Linked DNA regions of Homo sapiens: region 1 is linked to region 2. The links are chromatin contacts, found by Hi-C or POLR2A ChIA-PET in ENCODE. All regions are on one chromosome and are shown on one strand. The core of a region is the stretch at or near the end of the contact, and the rest is flanking DNA. Distances in the headings are between cores, read along the strand shown.

The links. A loop is a pair of places that touch in the nucleus more often than their neighbours do. ChIA-PET counts read pairs that join two places held with the same protein, here RNA polymerase II (POLR2A). Pooled maps may share reads with other maps.
Region 1: a map of CD8-positive, alpha-beta T cell shows a loop between it and region 2 (2.9-fold over the local background). The contact joins the promoter of LINC01623 here to the promoter of H2AC13 in region 2. A Hi-C loop is called at or near these places in 1 of 168 maps with a recorded cell type or tissue (CD8-positive, alpha-beta T cell), 3 of 37 single-sample maps with no recorded cell type and 12 of 50 pooled maps. POLR2A ChIA-PET finds 5 or more read pairs at or near these places in 19 of 52 experiments (A549, CD4-positive, alpha-beta memory T cell, Caco-2 and 15 more).

Annotation. Positions count from the first base shown.
Region 1 is chr6:28,861,333-28,867,248 of GRCh38, reverse strand. It overlaps LINC01623 (long intergenic non-protein coding RNA 1623), which reads left to right and starts at 3,572. Exons shown (of 2, transcript NR_033379.1): 1 at 3,572-3,965; 2 at 5,234-5,916. It overlaps TRA-AGC2-2 (tRNA-Ala (anticodon AGC) 2-2), which reads left to right and starts at 3,493; the gene lies at 3,493-3,564. It also overlaps the pseudogene RPL13P. RefSeq lists an enhancer at 708-1,380.
Region 2 is chr6:27,806,451-27,812,380 of GRCh38, reverse strand. H2AC13 (H2A clustered histone 13) reads right to left here and starts at 4,208. Exons shown (of 1, transcript NM_003509.3): 1 at 3,714-4,208. The coding sequence starts at 4,171. The coding sequence ends at 3,779. H2BC13 (H2B clustered histone 13) reads left to right here and starts at 4,452. Exons shown (of 1, transcript NM_003519.4): 1 at 4,452-4,902. The coding sequence starts at 4,475. The coding sequence ends at 4,855. H3C10 (H3 clustered histone 10) reads right to left here and starts at 2,330. Exons shown (of 1, transcript NM_003536.3): 1 at 1,845-2,330. The coding sequence starts at 2,307. The coding sequence ends at 1,897. It also overlaps the pseudogene H4C10P. RefSeq lists enhancers at 3,348-3,946, 3,865-4,064, 4,405-4,634, 4,885-4,984, 4,547-5,146 and 4 more.

The DNA.
Region 1 (5,916 bases), core at 2,323-4,822, 1.1 Mb before region 2:
GTGTGTGTGTGTGTATGAGCCCGCCCTGTGATGGAATGGCCACCTGTCCACGGTGGGTTCCCTCCTGACACTATGAGGAGTTGAATTAGGCTTCAGCCACCAAAGACCTTGAACTGGAGTGAGCAGGTTGAAAAATGCATGAATGAATACAAGTTACTGTAAAAGCAAAATTCAGGAAGCATTTCATAATCCTACAAATGCATGACAATAAACGACATGGTGCTAAAACAGCCAGCCGCCATACTGAGAGGTGACAGCTTGCTGGCAGCCCTCACAGCCTTCGCTTGCTCTAGGCGCCTCCTCGGCCTTGGCGCCCACTCTGGCCGCGCTTGAGGAGAACTTCAGCCCGCCGCTGCACTGTGGGAGCCCCTTGCTGGGCTGGCCAAGGCCGGAGCCGGCTCCCTCAGCTTGCAGGGATGTGTGGAGGGAGAAGCGCAGGCGGGAACCGAGGCTGCGCGCGGCGCTTGCGGGCCCAGCGCGAGTTCCGGGTGGGCGTGGGCTCGGCGGGCTCCGCACTCGGAGCGGCCCCCTAATCCGCAAGCCCCGAGCAGTAAGAGGCTTAGCACCTGTGCCAGCAGCTGCTGTTCTCGACTTCTCGCCGGGCCTTAGCTGTCTCCCCGCGGGGTAAGGCTCGGGACCTACAGCCCGCCATGCCTGAGACGCCCCTCCCCGCCATGGGCTCCTGCGCGGCCCGAGCCTCCCCGACGAGCGCCGCCCCCTGCTCCACGGCGCCCAATCCCATCGGCCACCCAACGGCTGAGAAGTGCGGGCGCAAAGCACGGGACTGGCAGGCAGCTCCACCTGCGGCACCGGTGGAAAATCCACTGGGTGAAGCCAGCTGGGCTCCTGAGTCTGGTAGGGACTTGGAGAACGTTTACGTCTACCTAAGGGATTATAAATACACCAATCGGCACTCTGTATCTAGCTCAAGGTTTGTAAACACACCAATCGGCACCCTGTGTCTAGCTCAGGGTTTGTGAATGCACCAATGGACACTCTGTATTTAGCTACTCTGGTGGGGACTTGGAGAACCTTTATGTCTAGCGAAGGGATTGTAAATACACCAATCGGCACTCTGTATCTAGCTCAAGGTTTGTAAACACACCAATCAGCACCCTGTGTCTAGCTCAGGGTTTGTGAATTCACTAATGGACACTCTGTATCTAGCTACTCTGGTGGGGACTTGGAGAACTTTTGTGTCTAGCTCAGGGATTGTAAACGCGCCAATGAGCACTCTGTGAAGATGGACCAATCAGCTCTCTGTAAAACAGACCAGTCAGTTCTCTGTAAAATGGACCAATCAGCAGGATGTGGGTGGGGCCAGACAAGATAATAAAAGCAGGCTGCCGGAACCAACTGCGACAACGTGTTCGGGCTTTTTCCCACGGTGCGGAAGTGATTTTTCGCTCTCTGCGATGGATCTTGATTGTTCTTTGGGTTTACACTACGTTTATGAGCTGTAATTTGTTGATGGTCTGCAGCTTATCTTTTGAAGTTAGGAAAAACATGAATTCTCGGGCAAGAACAAACAACTCCGGAGGCGCCGCCTTAGAAGATGTAACACTGACTGCCAAGGTTTGCAGTTTCACTCCTGAGCCAGTAGAAGACCAAACCACCAGAAGGAAGAAACTCTATAACACATCCGAACGTCAGAGGGAATGAACTCTGGCTACACCGCATCTAACGATTGTAACACTCATCCGGAGGACTTGTGGCTTTCTTGAAATCAGTGAGATCAAGAACCCGCCAATTCCGGACACAATGTTTTACGAATTGTGTGTTAGTAGGAGTTGCTCCTTACAACTGCTATTTCACAAACATTTATTCCTTGATATAACCTGCCACCACTAGAATTGCAGTCACTGATTCACCAAAAATAAATCAATCATGTCGTTTTTGCTGATCTTAACTTGAGGTGCAGCTCATATTTTTTTCAATATTTAGTGTTAGAAGTGTTTGGAGTCCTTATTTAGAAATTTGGTGTTTTTGTGATCAGACATTTGCCAAGAAAATTAACTCTTAAATCAATTAGTCTAGTCTATGGTAGAATTAGTTTTATTTTGCTTAAAGTAATAGTTTCCAAAAACCAACTGACAATAAGTGAGGACTTCCTATATTTTTATGCTTAGGTTTGATGAAGTGGATAGTCCCATAGCAGTATAATTGGATAAAAGGGGGTATGATCTAATGGTTATAAACTGGGGTGAACTTAGCAAAGCCTGTTTATTCAGGTTCTCTTTGGCATCTCTGTGTCTTCGTTTATTTCCTCCAAGTACATTTTCTCCCCTCTGAATTGACGGTCTTATCACCTACTTTAATTGGAAGATCAGGTAGCTTTCATGGCCCGCTTCACGGAACAAGGGCCCAGAGAAAAACGTTTCTGCTTCTGCTGTTTTCTCAAATGCCGAGGTGTCGTATTTTGGGAGTAGTGTGACCTGAACCCAGTCAAAAGACGTCCGAGTCTTTCTAATCTCTGGGTCATAGGGTCGCCTTTGGCCTATGCATTGTACGTATACAGTATGGCATTTCGCATGTCTGTCCACTTCTAGGCGCACAGTCCAACTGGCTTTGACTGGTCAGGAAGGCCAGGCCTGGATCTGGGGTTGGTACTATAGGTTAGATGTTTTCAGGTTTTGAAGGAGAAACAGGTCCCTTAAGGATGAGAGCGAATCAGAAGAAGACAGACAAAAAAGGATTTAGGATTTGTTCCAGAAGCTCATTTCTGGATTGACTGTCGTACCAAGGTTTGGCGAACGGCGGCAAGCGCTTGCCAGTTTGTCGAAGAGTGGAGAGGTCAGTTGTGCCAAGGAGTGGAGAGGTCTAAGAACTCTCCAGGAGCACGGAGGGTTTATGCAGTCATAAATCGCCTTGCTTCTGCATACTTTTTATTCCGTGGAGGATTCCGCCCGGGCGATGGCGCCATAAATGCAGGTGCGTCCTGGCTCTTTTCTCTTCCCAGTGCGCATCTCGGCGACTCTCACCACCCGAGTCTCAGAGCCCGCGAAACGTAGCGTGCCAGGTTCTCCATCCCGAGGCTGGGCGCGGGAACCTGCAGGGGCAGTAACTACGACCGGGACAAGCCGATCTGCAATTCCCCTCCTGTTTTCTCTGCCCCTTGGACTTAAATTCCCACGGCGGCGTTTAGGGCTTTCGTTTTATCTTTCTGCGTTATGCTCGCGGTTTCCTGGCAACCTTTCCAAGCAGAATCACCCCATCACAGACCTTTCTCTGGGGGGCGGCCAGGCAGGACGGCTCCCTTATAAACCCCGATAGGTGGTTGTCGAGCGGCCGTCCGAGAGGGTGACCTGCAGCGGGAGATCCCAGGCCCAGCACGGGACTTTCGATATAACATTCAGTTTTCCTTCTCTCAGCGCAGTCAGGAAACAATATCCAGTATAGCGAATTCAAAATTAAGTTCGACAAAATATGCTTCTTGGCACGACCGATAATAGTAACAGGTCATAGAAATATTTTGGCCCACGTTGAGCGTTGGGGGGTGTAGCTCAGTGGTAGAGCGCGTGCTTAGCATGCACGAGGCCCCGGGTTCAATCCCCGGCACCTCCAGCTTCATTTTTCTCCCGCCTTTTCTCCTAGATGTGCCTTGTTTGCAAAATCATGTCTATCATGTCCACGACTCGCCTCAATTTTTTTTCTTTTGTTTTTGTGGCACTTTCATTCTCTCTCAATTCTTCAAATTCACATGGAAACCAAGGAAAACAAGCTCCGTTTTGCTTTCAATATTGATGCATTTCTGCTCTAAGGCTTTGACACCACCCTGGGTGGCTGTGTCAAGAGATGAAAGACAAAATGAAAGAGGCCGCGGAAGCACAGACTGGCAGAATTCCAAAACCCGAAAAACAAGCAAGGCACCAAATTAACAAGCCCAATCACATTGGTTACATTTCCCAGTATTATCGAAGATCAAGCAAGAAAGAAAAAGACAGAAAACAAATGCGAAACCACAGGTAATTTTTTACAATTTATTTTAGATCCTTTCTTTTTTGAGCTGTTCCTTGGTCAAGGGACAGACCCAGAAAATAGGAAAACTGTCCCACGGATTTCCCCACCACTCTCTTCCCATCGCAATCTCTTTTCTTTTCCCCCATCAGGTGTCCTCTTGTTCGTCCGATTTTAGACTTTGTAAGCTTTTTGTAGGCTTTTTTTTTTTTTTTTTTTGGAGACAAGAGTCTCACTCTGTCTCCCAGGCTGGAGTGCAGAGTGCAATGGCACCATCTCGGTTCACGTGCAAGCTGTGCCTCCCAGATGCAAGTGATTCTCCTGCCTTAGCCTCCCGAGTAGCTGGAATTACAGGCATGATGCACCACCATGCCCGGCTAATTTTTTTTTTTTTAGTGGAAACGGGGGTTTCACCATGTTGGCCAGGCTGGTCTCGAACTCCTGAACTCAAGTGATCCACGATCCACCCGCCTCTGCCTCCTAAAGTGCCGGGATTCCAGGCGTGAGCCACCACGCCTGGCCTACTTTGTATGCATTTCTTTGACTCATTGTTATTGTTTCTGACTTTATTAGGGTAACTTTTATTAAAGCATAATGTAAGCTTTGGATCCAAATAGAAGTTCTTTATTGTGTTAAATAAATTGAAGCCTTCGTATCTGGCTGACTTGAAGCAGCACTTAGCTAGTTTTAAAAGATATGGAAGGCAATCAGAAAACAAAGATACATATCCCCACTCCCTTCTCTTCCCAATTCTAACCGCAGCTCACATTTTGAAGGGCCTCACACATGCATGTGTGAACATCTCAACATATTAGCGGTGGCAGTTATCTGTAAGGAGTCTGCAGCAACATTAATTCTTGCCTCCTCAGGAGAAGGAAAGAATTCGATTGAGGAGCATAATGCCGAAGGAGAGACCGAGGCAAGTCTTAGAGCAGGGGTGAAAAATTATTGAAAATATTTAGAGCACTAATGAAGGAAAGTACACTTGGAAGAGGGCCAAGCAGGCGACTTGAGAGACCAAGTGCACGGCTTGACCTCTAGACCTGGGGTCGTAAACGTTGGCATAGTTCCTAAATCTTGTGTTATTTCTCCCCACTCCTGAGATCTTATTGGGAAGTGACCGACCACCAGTTTCACGTGTTTTCTATCTGTTAAGAAACTGCCTTTCTCTGTCAGAGGAAGAATCAGTTTAAACTTTATAGATTTCTTTTAAAACGTATTTATTACAAGTCCCCAAGAGGGCTTTATTTTTGCTTTCACACATCCTGTTTTTCAGCTTCCTTGGCTCTTTTTGCCCATATGCCGAAGAGCCGAGCATTGCCGCCAAGCATTGGCACCGGCCATGCGGAGACTAGCGAAAGCTTTGCAATTCCTCTACTTCTCAGTGATGACTCGGGCTTTCTCCTTACATTCTTGATGGGCATGACCGGTCCTGTCAGCTGGGTGGCCAATTTCTGTTCTTCAGCAGAACTGTCTCCCTTCTTGGGGGCCGAGGGCTTTCTGGGGAAGAGGATGAGTTTGGAGCAATACTCATTCAGACGCTGCACATTGGCCTGCAGGGAATCGGTGGACTTGTTCTGCCTCCTCGGATCCACAGAGATGCCAGTGGTCCGGGTCACCTTCTTGTGAATGCCCGCCACCCTGAGCTCCAGGCTGAAGCCTCTGCCGGCGCGCACCTTGATGTGATAACGCACAGCAGGGCACAGCACAATGGGCCAGATGGGTCCCGACTCTCCGGGCGCGGGGCGATGCAGCGCCCTTTGGCTTGCCGGGCCTTGATTCTGCGGATCTTCTGGTTGAACCACGTGGCCACACGCTGCTGCCAGTCCTTGTGGAAGTGGGGCTTCAACATCATGCCATTCCTGCTGGGCGCCATGGCTGCCTACGGCCCTCCTACGAAGGAAACACTTTATAGATTTCTATAGCAGTGTTACATAGTAAGGTTTTATGGCGAGTTTT
Region 2 (5,930 bases), core at 2,959-5,458:
AAATAATTCCTCATGTAATTATAACTGGAAATTTAACTGGGAGTATCTTGGCTGCATATCTCCAGGAGAGGATGCCCTACCCAGCCAGCAAGAGTATTGATTAGTACATACCAGGCAGTCTCTGTGTGAGCCCTTCCTGATTTATTACTAGCTCTTAGTTTCCCAGCACAGAAAGAAGGAATGCACTATTTACACACTCAACAATATCCATCGGTTTAGCAGTTGGGCCCCTAAGTGTCCTAGAGGCACTGCTTCCCTCCAAAATAGTGTATCTTCCTTTCCAGAAGAAAGCTAATTTCTGAGAGGGGAAAAACTCTATTTTGTTTTGCTTACGGTGTTGATTCCAATTAAAAGTATTAAAGCATTATTTTAATTTGTAAAATATTAATCATAAATTATTTATCTTTCTAAATTCCATATATGTGGAAATAATGAAATCATGAACCCACACACAAGAAAATGAGGATGAGCAGATTGTGAATGTTGCAGTAGTGATCTTGATATCAAATTTCCAAAAAAGTGTATTAAGAATGTAACCAATTCTAATAACTGAAGATACATAAATAGCCAACTGAAACAAGATAGAGAATTAAAACTGCTTTTTAAAACTCAGTGTAAAAATACTATGATCTTTCCACTTACATCCTTCACAGGTTAAGCTAAGGAGAGACAGAGATGATAACACACATACACAAGCCAATTTGCCAGGGAAAATCTTGAATACTTATAAGAATGCTAGAGAGCTCACAGAAGAAGTTATAGAAATCTAGCATTCTGAATACAAGAATGGATGAGGTAAGGGCTTTCCTGGCCCACAAGAAGCTGATTTGAGCATATCTACCAAGCTGATGTATTTCTTTCATTTGAGATTTTCCATGTGGGTATGTCTCCTTACTATTATATACCCATGCATTCATTCATTTATCCAACAAATACTGATCAAAAGCTCCTACGTTACTGGAGATATGCGAGTAAACAAAAGTTCCTCCTCTCATGAGCCTGTATTTTAGAACACACAAGCAATACATCAGCAAACTCTGGTACAGCATATAGTGACAAATTCTAGGGTGAAAAAAATAGGTGGGGATTATACAGATTTTATTTAGTCATACAAAGCCTCATTGAGAAAGTAACATTTAAGCAAAGACTCAAGTATTTTATCCTGTGCTCAAAAAAACTACCACAGGCTTACCTACAAGGCAGTCTTATTTTGAATACTCCTGACAGTTCAGAGTTTTAGCCACTGTCAGCAGAAGTCAGAGAAAACACTTTCTCTCCCACACGTATTTTTACATGGGGCTTCAAAGGGAATGTTCTCTGGCGGGCTTTCTCCAGAAGACTTTTAAACCTCAAACCATCTGTCATTAACTACATTTAAGTGGTTTAAGCAGGCCCAAAATCCGGCTTGAAAAAATTCAAAGAAAACTTAACACTGCTTAGGAACGGGGGGCGGGGAGAGAACGTTTCACTTTAGCCAGCATGAGCTACATTAACCTGAATTTTTCCAACTTCAGTACAACCTTAGTTTTATTTCTGGCGTGTTGGCAAGAAATATACACACACCACAGTACAGGTTAGCAGAAAATTAGAAGCACCATCCGGTCAAAACCGGGCTGCGGAGATGGGAGAGCAATACACGAAGGAACTTTTGGCTACACTCAATGCTTACGGAAAAATGCCGGACATTATTAGATGTTAAGACTCCCAAAATTAGCATTCAAAAAGGGATAGGCTGAGTCTTACGAAACAGATTGTATAACGTCTGGAAATGGGCCCTATCTACTACAGGCAAAACAAGTACCAGGAAGAATTCCTGAGAGAAACAGATCTTTTCAGCGCGCATGTGGGTGGCTCTGAAAAGAGCCTTTGGGTATGTAATCAGTGAGTCCTTGAGACTCAAGCCCTCTCGCCGCGGATACGACGTGCGAGCTGGATGTCCTTGGGCATGATAGTCACCCGCTTGGCGTGGATGGCGCACAGGTTGGTGTCCTCAAAGAGCCCCACCAGGTAGGCCTCGCATGCCTCTTGCAGCGCCATCACCGCGGAGCTCTGGAAGCGCAAGTCGGTCTTGAAGTCCTGCGCGATCTCACGCACCAGACGCTGAAAAGGCAGCTTTCTGATCAGCAGCTCGGTGGACTTCTGGTAGCGGCGAATCTCGCGGAGAGCCACTGTACCAGGCCGATAGCGATGGGGCTTCTTGACACCGCCGGTGGCCGGAGCGCTCTTCCGAGCCGCCTTGGTGGCCAGCTGCTTGCGCGGAGCCTTGCCGCCGGTGGACTTGCGAGCAGTCTGCTTCGTACGCGCCATGCCTTCAGAGCTAGATTCACTTCAGGAGAAAGAGAAAGCTAGCCGCTTATTTATAGTGAGAGTCTGAAGCTGATTGGACAAAAGTATGCTGAAGGCCTACCCAACAGTAACCGGATTGGCGAAGGACTCAAATTTTTGTTGTTCACCTATTCCTCTGACAGACTTAGCAGTTCATGGTCTCCATATTTTATTTTCTATTTTCGCTATACAGTTGTTCACTATACTAGCGATTTCCAGTGGAAATGAGAGCAATATAAGTAATTTACACTTATCTAGGAGAACATTGTAACAAAACAAGGAAAAATTAATTTTTAATATTTTGCTTAATCCAATATAGCCAACATATTTCAATGTTATCGAAATTAAAATTGTTAGGTATTTTACACTTTTTGGCACTGACTTTTCCAAATGCAATGTGTATTTTATATAAAATTCATGCTATGGAATTTCCAATGATCACTATCCACAATTGGCTAGTGGCTGCAATACTGGACAGGACAGCCTTATACACCTGTCCCCTCAATTTTCTATCTTTTGACCACTTAAATTTAAAAAACTTCTATTTTTATAACCAAGAAAAGCTGGTTCGCATGTGAGAAATTCAAGGCCAAAAAATGTCAAAGAAACAACTTTATGTGAACTTTTCACTTTTAGATTAAAGTAATTCCATTGCAGCTTATTTTTCCAATACTCTAGAAATGTAATTCATTTTCTTTTAAGAATCTATTCCATTCGTACATCCAGATCTGATTCAGATTAAAAACATCAAGTCAGATATTTTAAAAGTGGAATTTACCATGCTGAAACAAATTAAGTCATCTCTGTACTAAGAAATCAATTTGTGTGGCTGGGGGTGGGAAAGCTCGGGAAATTTTAATTTCAATGAATTTTCAGAAAATGCTTCAAAGAGAACTACCTGGCACCATAAGTAACTGTTCTAATTAGTCTAATAATTATTCTCAACTCAATCATTAATGTTCAAATGCAATTAATTATACAGATTCGAGAGATATTTCTCAGAAATGAAGAATCCAAGTCGTTGATCTAGATTTGGATTGAACGTCGAATGCCCGGTTTGTTATTTACCAAGACCCAGAAAACATCTGGCCCCAAAGCAGACATGTTTGCTTCAACAGACTAAAAGTAAAACCCGACGGTGAACCATACAGAATTCAACATACTTGGATAATGCCAGCTTAGGAAAAACTAAATTTTCTTCCACTAAGCTTAAGATGAAGGCGTGTTTAATACTTTTAATGTTATCCAGGCTTTTTATAAAGCTAACGAGATTGTCACTACCTAACCAAGACACCGAAGACTGATCTACGTAACCTTTGGAGTGGTTTAGAAGTAGGCAAAGACGAGAAATTACATTAAACATAGTGCTCAGTTCTTCCACAAAATTGTAGGTGGCTCTGAAAAGAGCCTTTGGTTCCTTTGGGATTGAGTTGCTGCAAACTAATCCAGGCTTCTACTTGCCCTTCGCCTTGTGGTGGCTCTCGGTCTTCTTGGGCAGTAGCACGGCCTGGATGTTGGGCAGGACGCCACCCTGTGCGATGGTGACTTTGCCCAGAAGCTTGTTGAGCTCCTCATCGTTGCGGATGGCCAGCTGGAGGTGACGCGGGATGATGCGAGTCTTCTTGTTGTCGCGGGCCGCGTTGCCAGCCAGCTCCAGGATCTCGGCGGTCAGGTACTCCAGCACCGCCGCCAGGTACACCGGCGCTCCAGCACCGACCCGCTCCGCATAGTTGCCTTTGCGGAGCAGGCGATGCACTCGGCCTACGGGAAACTGAAGCCCGGCCCGAGAAGAGCGGGTCTTGGCCTTGGCGCGAGCTTTGCCTCCCTGCTTGCCACGCCCAGACATGGCAAAAGGCCTATTATCTATACGGTCAAGAAAGACTGAAGTGAAACTAGAAAAACGTACATTTTATAGCCTCTACTGGGCGCGAAAAGGAAGCTGTGCGATTGGCTTACGTTTTATTTTTATTTAGACCAATAGGACTCGATTATGCAGGATACCTATTTTGATTGGGCAAAACTGGCATCTGTCGTCATCCACGGATAATTACCAATCAGCAGAGACCTTCCCACTACCTCGGCCGCATAAACTATTATATAAAAAGAGGAGACCGACTTCTTGTTTTGGTTTTGCCACTATTGTTTCATTATGCCCGAGCTGGCCAAGTCTGCTCCCGCCCCGAAGAAGGGCTCCAAGAAGGCGGTGACCAAGGCCCAGAAGAAGGATGGCAAGAAGCGCAAGCGCAGCCGCAAGGAGAGCTACTCCGTGTACGTGTACAAGGTGCTGAAGCAGGTCCACCCCGACACCGGCATCTCTTCTAAGGCCATGGGAATCATGAACTCCTTCGTCAACGACATCTTCGAGCGCATCGCAAGCGAGGCTTCCCGCCTGGCGCACTACAACAAGCGCTCGACCATCACCTCCAGGGAGATCCAGACCGCCGTGCGCCTGCTGCTTCCGGGGGAGCTGGCCAAGCACGCGGTGTCGGAGGGCACCAAGGCCGTCACCAAGTACACCAGCTCCAAGTAAATTCTCAAGCTCTTGTCCAACCCAAAGGCTCTTTTCAGAGCCACTCACTATTATCTAAAGAAGAGCTGGTTCGCTCTTCCTATCACTGGGGGGCGAGGGGTCATAAATCATTTTGATCTATCCACTAAATTAATCTAGCTCTTTGAAAGCCATTTAAGGTGAAATGTACATGAGGTACGTGCATATAGCTACCAACACCATAGAGGGTCCGACCTTTGCGCTTGAGGGCATAAACTAAGTCCTTAGCAGGGACTGCTTTGCGCTTTGCTCGTTCCGTGTAAGTCAGTCAAGCGCATCCGGGATCACGTTATCCGGAAATTCCTTGAGCATCCACGGGTTTCTAAAAAGATGAGACCAGAATGCGTTTGACACCGCCAGGCCAGGCTCCAGGTGGTGGGTCTGGTGATGTCTGGATGTTGCACAGCAACTTGCGGTGGCGCCCCCTTTACCCAATCCTTTCCCTCACTTGCGCAACCAGACATGATTTTAAGGCACGACAAAAGACCCGAGGTAAAAACCAAAAACAGCACTAGGAAAACAAGGCTGGCGTTTTTAATCTTTCCGACTAAACTGGAAACTAGAGGGGTGGGCGCGGTGGCTCATGCCTGTAATCCCAGCACTTTGGGAGGTGGAGGCGGGCGGATCCCTTGAGCCCAGGAGTTCGCAACCAGCCTGGGCAACATAGCAAAACCCCGTCTCTGCAAAAAGCACAAAAATTAGCCAGGAGTGGTGGCGCGCCCCTGTTGTCCCAGCTACTTAGGGGGCTGATGTAGGAGGATGGCTTGAGCCTGGTAGGCGGAGTTTACAGTGAGCTGAGATCGCACCACTGCACTCCAGCCTGGGTGATAAAGCCAGGCCTTGTCTCAAAAAAAAAAGTGGGAGATCAGTAAAAGTTAACACCTTGCCTTCTCCTAATTGTCAATGCCTGCTAGCAAAAGATGCCAGAGTAGATTTTTAAAAGTTTTTCTTGTTTTCACCCAAACCCAACTGTTTTTCGTATACTATTTACCATCCAATTTACTAACATTTATTAAGCATCTACTATTCACCATAGGCCAGTCATAGTATTCTGCTA